2 separate regions of the Homo sapiens genome follow, and region 1 is linked to region 2. A link is a loop called in an ENCODE intact Hi-C map of the cell type or tissue named here. Cell type or tissue: PC-9. All regions are shown on one strand. Links, peaks and the distances in the headings refer to the core of each region. The heading gives the core; the rest is flanking DNA.

Evidence for each region. A loop is a pair of places that touch in the nucleus more often than their neighbours do. Peaks named below come from ENCODE experiments on the same cell type or tissue, not always from the same donor. Only the 100,000 strongest peaks of a DNase experiment are listed, where the experiment ranks them.
Region 1: it touches region 2 in a loop (4-fold over the local background); 1 of 110 quality-filtered maps calls a loop at or near these places.

What each region holds. Positions count from the first base shown.
Region 1 is chr1:3,457,417-3,462,740 of GRCh38, reverse strand. The region is part of intron 1 of ARHGEF16 (Rho guanine nucleotide exchange factor 16); the gene reads right to left. Among named protein-coding and RNA genes, the nearest start is that of ARHGEF16, 5.4 kb to the right of the region's middle. RefSeq lists enhancers at 4,040-4,209, 4,729-5,324. In PC-9, for the core only: no CTCF peak of the experiment used is centred there; a DNase peak (open chromatin) is centred at 2,490.
Region 2 is chr1:3,540,449-3,545,808 of GRCh38, reverse strand. All of the region lies in intron 4 of MEGF6 (multiple EGF like domains 6), which reads left to right. Among named protein-coding and RNA genes, the nearest start is that of MIR551A, 18 kb to the left of the region's middle. RefSeq lists enhancers at 1,425-2,078, 2,079-2,730. In PC-9, for the core only: no CTCF peak of the experiment used is centred there; DNase peaks (open chromatin) are centred at 2,318, 2,608, 3,618 and 4,088; H3K4me3 peaks cover 2,906 bases; H3K27ac peaks cover 4,264 bases.

The DNA.
Region 1 (5,324 bases), core at 325-5,324, 83 kb after region 2:
CTCTGATGGGCAGCACGCACTGAGGACACATTCCTGAGCCTGGAGGCAGGTGGGGCAGCTCAGGTGCATGGCCCTGGAGCCCTGAAGACCTGGCCTGGAATCCTGGCTCACACCTGGCAGCCATGCAGCCTCCTGGAACCACTTCCTCGTGGTGAACGCAAGGGTCATGGCGTTGCACTGGGGGGCTTCCTGAGGCCGGCATCAGCCACAGCGGCAGTGACCACAGCCTCTGCCTCATTGGGGTCTTCCAGGCACCTGAGCCAGGCTCTGCTGGGTTGGGGGGAGGGCAGGTGCATTTGCCCACATGCTCCCGGCCCGAGCCCAGGCCTGTGTGATTCCCCTCTCTTAGCCACACAGTGATATGACTGTCGCGGACTGTCCATGGAACCTTTCCACACACCAGGCAACACGCTTGCATTTTTCCACGTTTCTGAACTGGGCATAAAGCTGACAATTCTGGTCTCAGGAGCCCCACCAGTCACCAGCCCGAGAGTCCAGTATGACACCTGGCCACTGGGCAGGTGTGGTGGTGGCAGGGGTGGCAGCCCACAGTCCCACGTACACCCCCCAGCAGAGAGCGGGAGCTGCCCTGTAGACATCTCTGTAGCCCGATCCCCACACCCCGTGGGCTGCCCCGCCCCCGCCACACTCCTGCCCGCCCCTCCTGGCAGCGCGTGCCCCCGAGCCCATCTCTACCCCACTGTTCCCTTCATGGTCCGGGGCTGGCACCCTGCCCCTGACACTACTGCTTCCCATTTCTCACTTTCCTCCTTCCAGACCCGAGGCAGGGCTGCCCTTCTGCCCCTTGGGAATGGCACAGTCCTGAGACTGGCTTTGGGACATACGTGCCTGCCAGGTAGGAATGTGGAGAGCCAGCTCTCGACCTGCCTCTGCGTCTTCCCTGGCTGCCATGACTATAGGCACGCGTGGCCAGGCAGAGCCTCAATGGCCTGGACCCCGTGTGACCGAGATGTGCAGAGCCCCCAGCCGACACGGCCTCCAGGAGCCGGGCCCAGAGGTCTGTTTCCAGGCACTTTGCGGGGCTGTTGTGGCTACACATCACCTCCTGAGTGACGGCGCATTGCTCGGCCACAGCGGTCAGGCCCACAGTGAGCTTTCACGCCCCGGGCTGCTTGCAACCCCCCTGGGCACTTGCAACCCTCAGGCCACTGAGCAATGGATTCCGAGGGTCTGGTCTCTCAGGCCTCCCAGCTTTCCCCTCTGCTGCTCAGGGGCTCCCCACACGTGTCAGGGAGCAGCCCTGACCCAGGCATGTGGTCAATGAGCAAGTGACGCTGCCTCTCCGTGCCTCAGTTTCAAAATCTGCAAAATGGGCATGATAAGAGCAAGGCCCACCTCCTGAAGGTACGGTGGGAAGTGTAAAGCGTGCAAAGCGTGTAACAGGCCTGGCCGGTGTGAGGCCTGCGTCTGCGCCGCAGTGACCAAGGCCTTGCCGAATCACAGACAAGCTCATGCTCCCTATGCTCAGGGAGCTTCGTAGGTTCAAAAGGTAACGACATGGAGAAAACTCGCTGCTTTCATTCTTTCCCTTTTAAAAAATAAAGATAAAAACAATAACCACCACCACTCAGTATGCCTCCTATACACCCAGAACGTCACACACATGAAAATGACCGGAGTCTCTTGCGGGTGGAAACTGATTTTTCTGATGGGAAAACAAGGCTGAGTCACTCGCCCAAAGTCACTTCCTGCAGGGAGGTTGCCTACAGTCAGCCACACAACTGACCTGGATTAGCACCTTTGGAGTGTCCACAGGGCACCTGGGACACCCCTCTGTCCCTGCTCAGCCCCGGGAGCCACCAAACTCTCCCAGGACACAAATTCTCTGCTAAAACCATCCCAGGAAGGCACGTGCGGCTGAGCCTCCCAGGCCCCAGGGAGGGACGGCCCCCACGCTGGCCGGGAGGGTACATTCCTCAGGACATTCCAAATCACTGGTCAAGGACAGCGGCAGACACAACAGGCCTCCCCCGGGGCTGGTGTCCATGACACTGACCAGAGTGACGCTGGTCTGCACCATCCCAGGATCACCCGCTCACAGTAGGGTGTCTGCGTTTTACCCAGGCCCGGCCGAGAAATCCATTTCTTTTAGGCTTCTGTCTACACGCCAAGCAGAGCACACTCCAGTGGGTGGCCAGCGTAGGCGGTCTACGGCCCTGCGGTCCTTTTATTCTAAATGTGATGACTTTACCTGGGGGGCATTTGATGTGGGTTGACATGCCCACAACATCACTGTGCCCCATCTCCCACCAAACAAATGTCCCCAAGACCCCACAGCCCCCAAATACAGAGACCCCAGCCTGCACTGTCTCAACCTTCTGACTCTCATAGAGGCCTTCCTCCTTCCTAATGGGGCCAGACTGCCCAGGCCTGACTGTCCCTGACCACGTCCTCTGAGACGGTGTCCTGGCCCTGGCTGGCAGCAGCTGTCCCAGGAGAGATCAAAGTCTGCTCCACTGCCAGAAGGCGCCCAAACGGGAACCTGTCAGGCGAGCCAGAGCCTGAGCCATTGCTGGGTGTGACCTCCGCTCCCAGCGAGGCAGCCGCACCCACAGGCCTAACAGAGAGCCTGAGGGGTGTGGGCAGTCCAGAGCCCCCCAGGAGCCGGCTCTCGGGAGCTGTGGCCCTGGCAGGCACCCGTTGCCTTCTGTTTTTCAGTTTTTCTAAAGAACTATGAAGACACAGACACCGTTTCAAAAGTCAACGAGCACCAAAGACTTAGCATGAAAACCCAGCGTCCCCTCTTCCACACTGCCCTGATCCCCGGAGGCCACTGCTCTGGGCTCCTCAGCTTTTCCCAGAAAAAGGCACAGCCTGCTCTCAGTGACCCCCACCTATGGGCATTCCTACCCCCTCCCTGCCTGTTGGACGAGGACTCCATCACGGCTGGCCCCATCACACGATGCCTGTGCCGGCAGAAGGCGCTGAGCCCCAGGGCAGGGCCTTGTCCACGTCCTGTTAATGATTTTCTCTCATTTGACCAGCCTGGTTTCCCCAGTTAATTTTTCCCTGAGTGTTCTGGCGTCTCTGCCATGTGCTTCTTGAGAATATATTCTATATGTCTGGCAGGCCAGCTCAGTGTTTTTCCCAGACACCCCCCGTCCTCCCTCTCCAGAGGGCCCAGTGCTCTGGGCCTCACCCTGGGCGGATCCCAGGACCTCCTCTGCTGCTTCCGGGGCCCCTCTCACCTGCTCCCGGCCCTCATTGCCCTGAAGGACATCCCCAGGCACTGTCCCAGGAAGCCACATGGGAGCCATCTTTTGGACTGCCTGAAAATGTCTTGTTTCTTCCTCTCCCCTGACTGGTGAGGAGATGAGCATTCCCACTGTAGATGGTTTTCTCCCAGAGTCGGGCAGCGCCCTTCCCTTGTTGTCAGAGTTGCTGGGGAAGGGCCCCAATGTCCCGATCTCTTTCTCGGATCACAACCGGTGTGTGGTTCTCCCTGGCCCCACTGAGGGTCTGGCGCACCTGCTGGAGCCTGGGAGCTCTGGCTGTCTTGCTGATGTGCCTCGGTAGGGTCCGTGTTCGTTCACTGAGCCAGCCTGGGAGCTCTGATTGTCGTGCTGATGTGCCCCCGTAGGGTCCATGTTAGTCCACTGAGCCAGGCACTGGGTGGAACCCTGCCAGGCGGTCACTCTTGTCTAGGGCTGCGCAGATTTTCATATTATTTCTTCCACTCTGTTTTCTCTTTTTGGAATACCCACTAATGAGTATTAAGCTCTGGTGTTTTCTCCTAATTCCTTACCTTTCCTCCCCTACTTTGTTCTCTGTGTGAGGTTTTCTCTACTTGGACTTCTTATTGGCCCCTGGTCTTATCATTTTCATTATCCTCAAAGAGCCCTCTGCTCTTCATTCCTGGCATCCTGCTCTTGCTTTATGGGTGTAACATCTTCTATTGTCTTAGAGAGGAAGGATTACATTTTCTTTGGAGCGAGTTTCTTTCTTTCTGTCGCTGGCTGCTGGAGCTGCGCCCCTGCCACATACTTCCTCCTGTCTCCGCCTCTGCTGGCCTCTGTCTCTCAGGCACAGGGCTTTCCTCAAACATCTGCTGCTGGTGGTTGATTGTTTCTGCTTCTATTGAGGAGACAGGCCTTATGATGGCGGGAGGTCCAAGTGCACACACCCTGAGCACAGGTGTCTGACCGGGAGGGCCCAATGGGACCCCCAGCCCCATGCCAGGTCCATATCCTGAAGCCTGTCCTGCAGGCCGGCTGGTTTCTACAGTGGCCTCTTTCCATTTCCTCACTGAGATGCTGGTCGGCTCCTGGTGGAGCCAGTGAAGGGGAGGGGCTGAGAGGGCAGACTCCTTTCAGCAGCTGGCCATGCTGTCCCGGCTGCAGTGCCACAGAGAGAGGTCAGATTTCCTGCAGCAGCCACGTGGGCCAGTGGCAGATCTGCTCCCCAGCAAAGGCAGCCCTGACTTGCTGAGTGGGGGCTTAGCACAGGGCATGCACAGGGCAGAGGGAGCCGCAGGCTGGCTGGCTGGCTGTCCTGTCTCCCCATGTCTGTGAGCCCTTGCGGGGCAGGGACAGTTTCCTGTTCGTGTCCCCACAGTCGGGCTCAGATTCCACACTGAAGAGCAAATGCCTGCCTCGGCACGTGCTCTGCCCTGGTCTCCTAGTACCTTGATTCTGTGTCTTCCCAGAGAGGCCCTGGTGTTCCGTGCCAAGAACCAACTTGCAAGGGGACTTGGCTCAAAATGAGCAGAGGCTGGGCCAGGGCAGCCCCATAGAGGTTCTGGGCCCATCTGTGCCACTTTTTGGGCGACTTCCTGCTGCTTCTCCTCAGGGTGGGCTGGAAAGGACCTCCCATGGCTGAGCCCTGGGGCCCAGAACTCTCTCTTTTCTCTTTACCACTAAATACCCCACCTGGTATCCCCAACACATATAGTTATGGGGCATGAGGGACTTGCCAGGAGGAGGCGTGCAGCAGAGGCGAGCAGGCGGAATCCATGGTCTCTGGGCAGTCTCAGGGGCCCCCGCCTGGCCGGTCCAAGCAGGTGGAATCTGTGGTCGCTGGCCAGTCTCAGGGCCCCCTGCCCAGCCTGTCCGTTCCTGTCCGTACTTGGCCTTGGCTGATCTGCTGGATCTCGGACCCAGTGTTGGTTGGGTGGGCCGCTCTGTAGCCCCGCCCTCCTGCCCCCTTATCCTTCCGGAGAGATGGGCTTCTAGTGAGTCTAGTGGGCGCCAGCCCCGTGCCTCCAGCATCCCCATAGCAGTACAATCTCCCAGCCAGCGCCTTGGGCTCTGGGCACAGCTGCTGTCACGGCCACCAGGACCCAATTGCCCCAAGTTTGCTGCCCC
Region 2 (5,360 bases), core at 266-5,265:
AGCTTCTGTGACCCGCGGAGCCTGGGAGGCTTGGGAGCCCCGGCTCAGTGAGGAGGGAGGATGGCTCCACCTGTGGCACAGTCCCCGCCAGCTCCCGGACCCCCGCTCCATTCTGGCTCTTGCCTTGGTTTCTGTGAAAGGGGCTCCACTGGGGTGGCGGAAAGCCCCAGAGGCTCCAGGATGAGCCAGGTGCAGGTGGAGTTGGGCAGGATGAGGGGAGGAGAACCCCCTCCCAGACCCGTGATGAGGAGGGGCCCAGCTGCTATGCCTTCTCTCCTGCAGGGCCCCCACCCTTGTCCACTCCAGGTATGGGATGGCCCCAGGACTTGGCCACCTCCACACGTTGGAGCTGGAGGTTCCGACCCACCGAGGAGCCTGTCCCAGGTGGGACGCAGGAGGCGCGGGACAGCTTACATTTTCCCCCCTGCGGCTGCCTGTGCAGTCCCTCAGAAGGGTCCACTCAGCCCCCACCCAGGGCTGCTCACTGGCAGGGACTGAGGTGTCAGGGTGAAGACCAGACCCCCCTACCTGGTCTCTGGCATTCTGGGGGGCCTGTGCTGAACCGATTTCACCTCAACCCTGGGGAAGAAGTGCACCCCTCTCGGGCTGGTGTCCCTGGGGCTAGGAGTCCCTGCGGAGGCAGCACGAAGACCCGCAGCGGACACAGGCACCTTCCCCGGCCCCTGAAACTCCCCTGTTGTAACTGATGGGGTGGGGGCCTGTGTGTCCTAGGGAGAGGGCTGGCCCCGCCGCCAAGCCATGGGACACAGGCAGCTTCCTTCTCCCCCAAGATCCTTGTATATGCCCCCCTTTAAAGTGGGGGTGCTCACCCAGCTGGGGTAGGGAGCAAAGGGCGGGTCACTGTCCGGTGACCCGAGTCATCCTCCCGAGGTCAGCCTGGACCCAGCCCTGAGTGCCACCTGCCCCCTCGGCCACCCTGCCCCCAGCTCCAGATGGGCTCCTCTGCCCCGCTGTTCCCCGGCCCAAGCCCGCTTGTCTCCCCAGTTGCTGCGTGGGGTCTGAAACCCCACTCGATGGTGTGTGGGAAGCCCTGGGTCTACCAGGCCAGGGCTGGTGCCGGGCCTTGGTGGGGCATGGTGTGGTCTCAGTGCCTGTGGCTGGGAACACCAGGCAGAGCAGAGTGAGAGGCCCAAGACCCTGCTGGGGGCTGCCTGGCAGGTTCCCGATGCTCCAGGGCTGCGGTGTGTGGAGCACTCCCCAGGCTGGCCAGCGTCTGCTGGTGTCGGGGCCTGTTCCAGCAGCCCCTGCATGAGGGCAGGCTCTTGAGGTGACCCAGGATGCTGCGTGGGGGTCCCTCCTAGGAGGAGCTCCACTGACCCAGGCCAGCCCAGGGAAGCCAACGGAGAGGCCCCCGAGGGCCCCTGCACAAAGGCTGTGCTCCGGGGTTGAGAGCACCTGTTACAGGGTGCAGACGGTGCTGGGGGCAGAGGGGACAGGTGCCGCCCTGCAGCCCCAGGAGCCCCTGTTCAGGTCTGTGGGCTCCAGAGCCTGGTCAGGCTGGCTGCTGTGATGCTGAGGGGAGAGGGTTAGCCTGATGCCGCTGCGATGCTGGGGGGAGAGGGTTAGCCTGATGCCGCTGCGACGCTGGGGGGAGAGGGTTAGCCTGATGCTTGGACCTTCCGTGTCTCTCTCAGCCTGGGGTGGTGGTGGGCCCTGTAATGGGGTCCCTGGCAGGTGTGTGTCAGGCCCCGGAAGACAGACTGACCACACTCCCGCCTCCTGTGTCAGCGAGTGGTGCGGCGCGCAGAGGCTCTCCCGCGATAGAGCGGCTCCGGGTGGTGAATGGGCTTCCCACTGCCCATGGCCAGAGCCGGGGGTCTCCTGATTCGTGCTCTGGGGCTGCCGGCCGTGTTTATGCCCCTCCAGGGCTGACGCGGGCTGGGCGTCCAGGCACGGCAGGTGGTGTGCCTCTGGAATGTCAACTCCATGACAGACACTGCAGAGCCCAGCATGGTGACGGCAAACACATTAGGCCCGGGCCTCGACCCGTATCCCTTCAGGAGGTGTTGGAATCTCTCTGCCAGGGGTCCCTATGGACAGAAAAGGTCTTTGCCATCTGGCAGAGCTGGCCAGAGGCAGAGGCGTGGACCGGATGACCCGGGGCCAGCCAGGAGGCTAGACGGCATCTCGGCCAGGGACCGGGCCACAGACTCTGCCTCCCAGCAGTGCCGACGCTTCCTCTCCTGCCCCGTCCCTGGCCTCGCCCCGCCTCCCGCCCGGGGGTTCTCACCCCCAGCTCTGCGTGTTTGGGATGGCTAGGGCTCCGAGTCACCGTGTGGCCGAGGGGGCCCTGCCAAAGGCCAGGAGCCTGCTGTGTTTTCTCTGTCCCTCTGCCAGCCCAGCCTCCCCCAAAAATGTAGTCTTGCCGAGCGAGTGAGTGAGCGCATGGCTCAGGGGGTGCCGGCAGCCGAGAGTGAGCACGAACGCAGGGTTCGGGCTGCTCAGAGCAGGGAAGGGCCGCGTTGCTTGGTCACCCGCAGGGCCTGGGGACCCCTGGCAGGGCAGTGTGTGCCAAGTTGATGGGGTGGGCCCGGAACCTGCTTGCAGTGATGACTCGGCCCCATCAAGCTCTGAGTGAGTGCTGGCACAGGAGACTGGCCTCAGGGTGCCCCGGCCCTGGGAGCGTCTCCAGGCCAGTGTGTTTGTCATGTTCTGGGAGACTGGCCTGGGGCAGGAGCTGAGCTCTGCTCTGCTGGGCTGGGCAGTCCGGAGTGGGCTCATCTCCCAGGGGAGGCTGGGTGCCTGCCACTGCTTCTGCCATTTCCTGGGCAGGGCACGGCCTCTGACATGTGCCCACCCTCCTCCCAGGCCCCTGGGCAGGTGGGCTCAGGCCTGTGCGTGCCAGAGCTGGCAGGCCCTGGGGAGGAATTCAGGCTCCTCTGTAGAGCTCCTGCCCGGGCTGCCTGGCCCCGAGCTCACCTCCAGGATGGCCCAGGCCTTCCAGGGAAGCCACTTTGAGGATGCCACCACAGAACCAGCCGTTGGTGTCAGCGAGGGCCAGGTTTGAACTTCCCTTAGCTCCTTATTGCGTGGTCTTGGGCGAGTAGCTCTGCCACTCTGAACTCCAGTCTCTCTCTGTAAGATGCGGCAAGTCCTGCTCTCAGCCCTTACAGCAATCTAGAGGTTTTGGGGAAAATGCTCGGGGCCCACGGCCCGGGCTGCAGAGAAACCCCGGACAGAGAGGAGAGCTGCCCCACTCGTGTGGCCCATCTTCCCCTCGGCCTGGGCTCCCCACTCTCTCCACCTGCCTTCCTCTGCCTCCTCTTGACCATGGTCCTCGGGGACCAGGATCCCACATCAGGCTGAGTGGGGGGCGGCCAGGACCCTACATCCAGGCCTGGGGACCCCTGGCAGGTGTCCATGCAAGCCCAGCTTCCTCCCTCCACTGCCAGCCGGGTTGGAGTTCAGTCCTGTGAACATTCCCACCTATAAAATGGGTCCAACCCTCGCATTAAGCCCATGGTTTGGCTGGAAGACCACAGTGACAATGTAATGGGGAGAGGTGTTCTGTGCTGTTCAGAAGGAGGAAGCAGTGCTGCCTTTGGCCTCCAGGGCCGGGTGGACCCCACCCATCCAGGCCCGAGGGCTGCCTTCCCACACTGGGGCTGGATTCAGCCCCGACACTGTGCTGCTCCCACCCCGGCTGACCCCTCCTTCCAGGAGATAAGGACGGATCACGGGAAACGGGGCAGCCGGGGGTTGGGGGAGGCGGCCAGGCCGGGTCTGGGCGGAAGCAGGCGCCTTCTCTGGTGGAAGTGGCAGCTCTTCCTTCTCGGTGCCGGACCCGGCTCTCAGCTGCTACTTGGCCGCGGGGGCTTCCAGGGTGGAGCTGGGTTTTCATCGGAGTGTCTGTGGGACGCGGGTGGGCTCTGTGGGATGCCACCCTTCTCAAGAGCAAAGGGACCTGCTGTAAGGGGGTGAGCTCAGGGTAGCAGGGACCACCAGAGACTCCCCCCACGGTGCCCCCAGGGAGCCCCTGTGCCCGGGAGTCTGTCGCTCTGCCCTTCCCACCCATCCCCGCCCACTCTCTGCTGCCACTGTGGGCTCGGCCTTTCACACCCTTGCCTGCTGCCTGAGGGCACTGCCAGGTTCCCACTGTCCCCAGGGAGAGGAAGGCATGTGGGAAGTGACCGAGGGCTGCGGGCTAGGAAGCCTGGGCGCTGACCGGCTGCCCCCCTCGGGCCAGCTGTGCCTCTCCCGCGGAGCCCAGGCACGGGAGAAACGAGTGGGCAAGGGGGCCTGATTTGGACCCTGGTCCTGGCACCCAGGCCAGGTGCCCGCATGTCCGCCTGCACTCCATGAGCCCCTTGGTGCTGGAGCTTTTTCTCTGACCTTCCTGTGGGAGCAACACTTTGTCCCACCCATGGCAGGGCCTCCACCCAGGAGAACGGCATTTCCACGGGAGTCTCCTGGGGAGGCTTTAATGCTTCCAGGACTTTGTTGCTTCCTGGGACGATGTGCTCTTGCTGAACCGGAAGAGTGGTCATGGTGGCCGAAAGCCTCCGCAAGCCCTGTGCGACCCACACTCCATGCCAAGCCTGGGCGGCAGCCCCGCTCTGTGACGCTCAGTGCTGAGGCCCCCCACGGGGCAGTGCCATGGGGGATTTAGAGAATGGAGCAAGAGGCCCAGAGGGCGCAGGAGCATTTGCGGAGTCAGAGCTGGAGGGTGGCAGAGGGGACAGGTGCCCAGAGCCCTTTGAAGTCCAGGGCCCCAGCCTGCGCCTGGCCCCACCCCGCCCTGACACCTGGGCTGCTGACTGTTTGGCCCCAGGATGCCATCTCCCCTTTCTAGCTGGTGGCTTCTCTGGATGTGGAAGAGGCTTCTTACTCATTCCCAGTCCCCATGCCAGAAGCGCCCAGCCCTTAGTGGGTATTCCACAAACATCTGGTGCCGCGACCTGAATGTCGGTGTCCCTGCAAAATTCCTGCGTTCGAGTGGACTCCCCAGTGTGATGGTGTGAAGAGGTGGGGCCTCGTAGGCAGTGAGGAGGCCAGGAAGGCTCTGCCGTGGGGAATGGGATGACTGCCCCAGAAAAGATCGGAGGGAGTGGTTCCCTTTCTGCCCTGTGAAGCTGCCCTGAGAAGCTGCCCTGGAGGATCCAGAGGGCTGGTCTGCCGTGCCTGGATCTTGGACTTCCCAGCCTCTGGAGCTGTAAGACATACATCCAGGGGTTTGTAAATTACCCAGACTAAGGCGTCCTGTAGGAGCAGCAGGAGTGAACAAGCAAACACAGCTGTGGGGAAGGCTGCCCTCGCAGGGAAAGAGATGGAGGTGTGGTGAGGCCTCAGCATCCCTCGCCCATGGGCCCTGGAGCCCAGGCCTGAACCTGGGCCTTCCG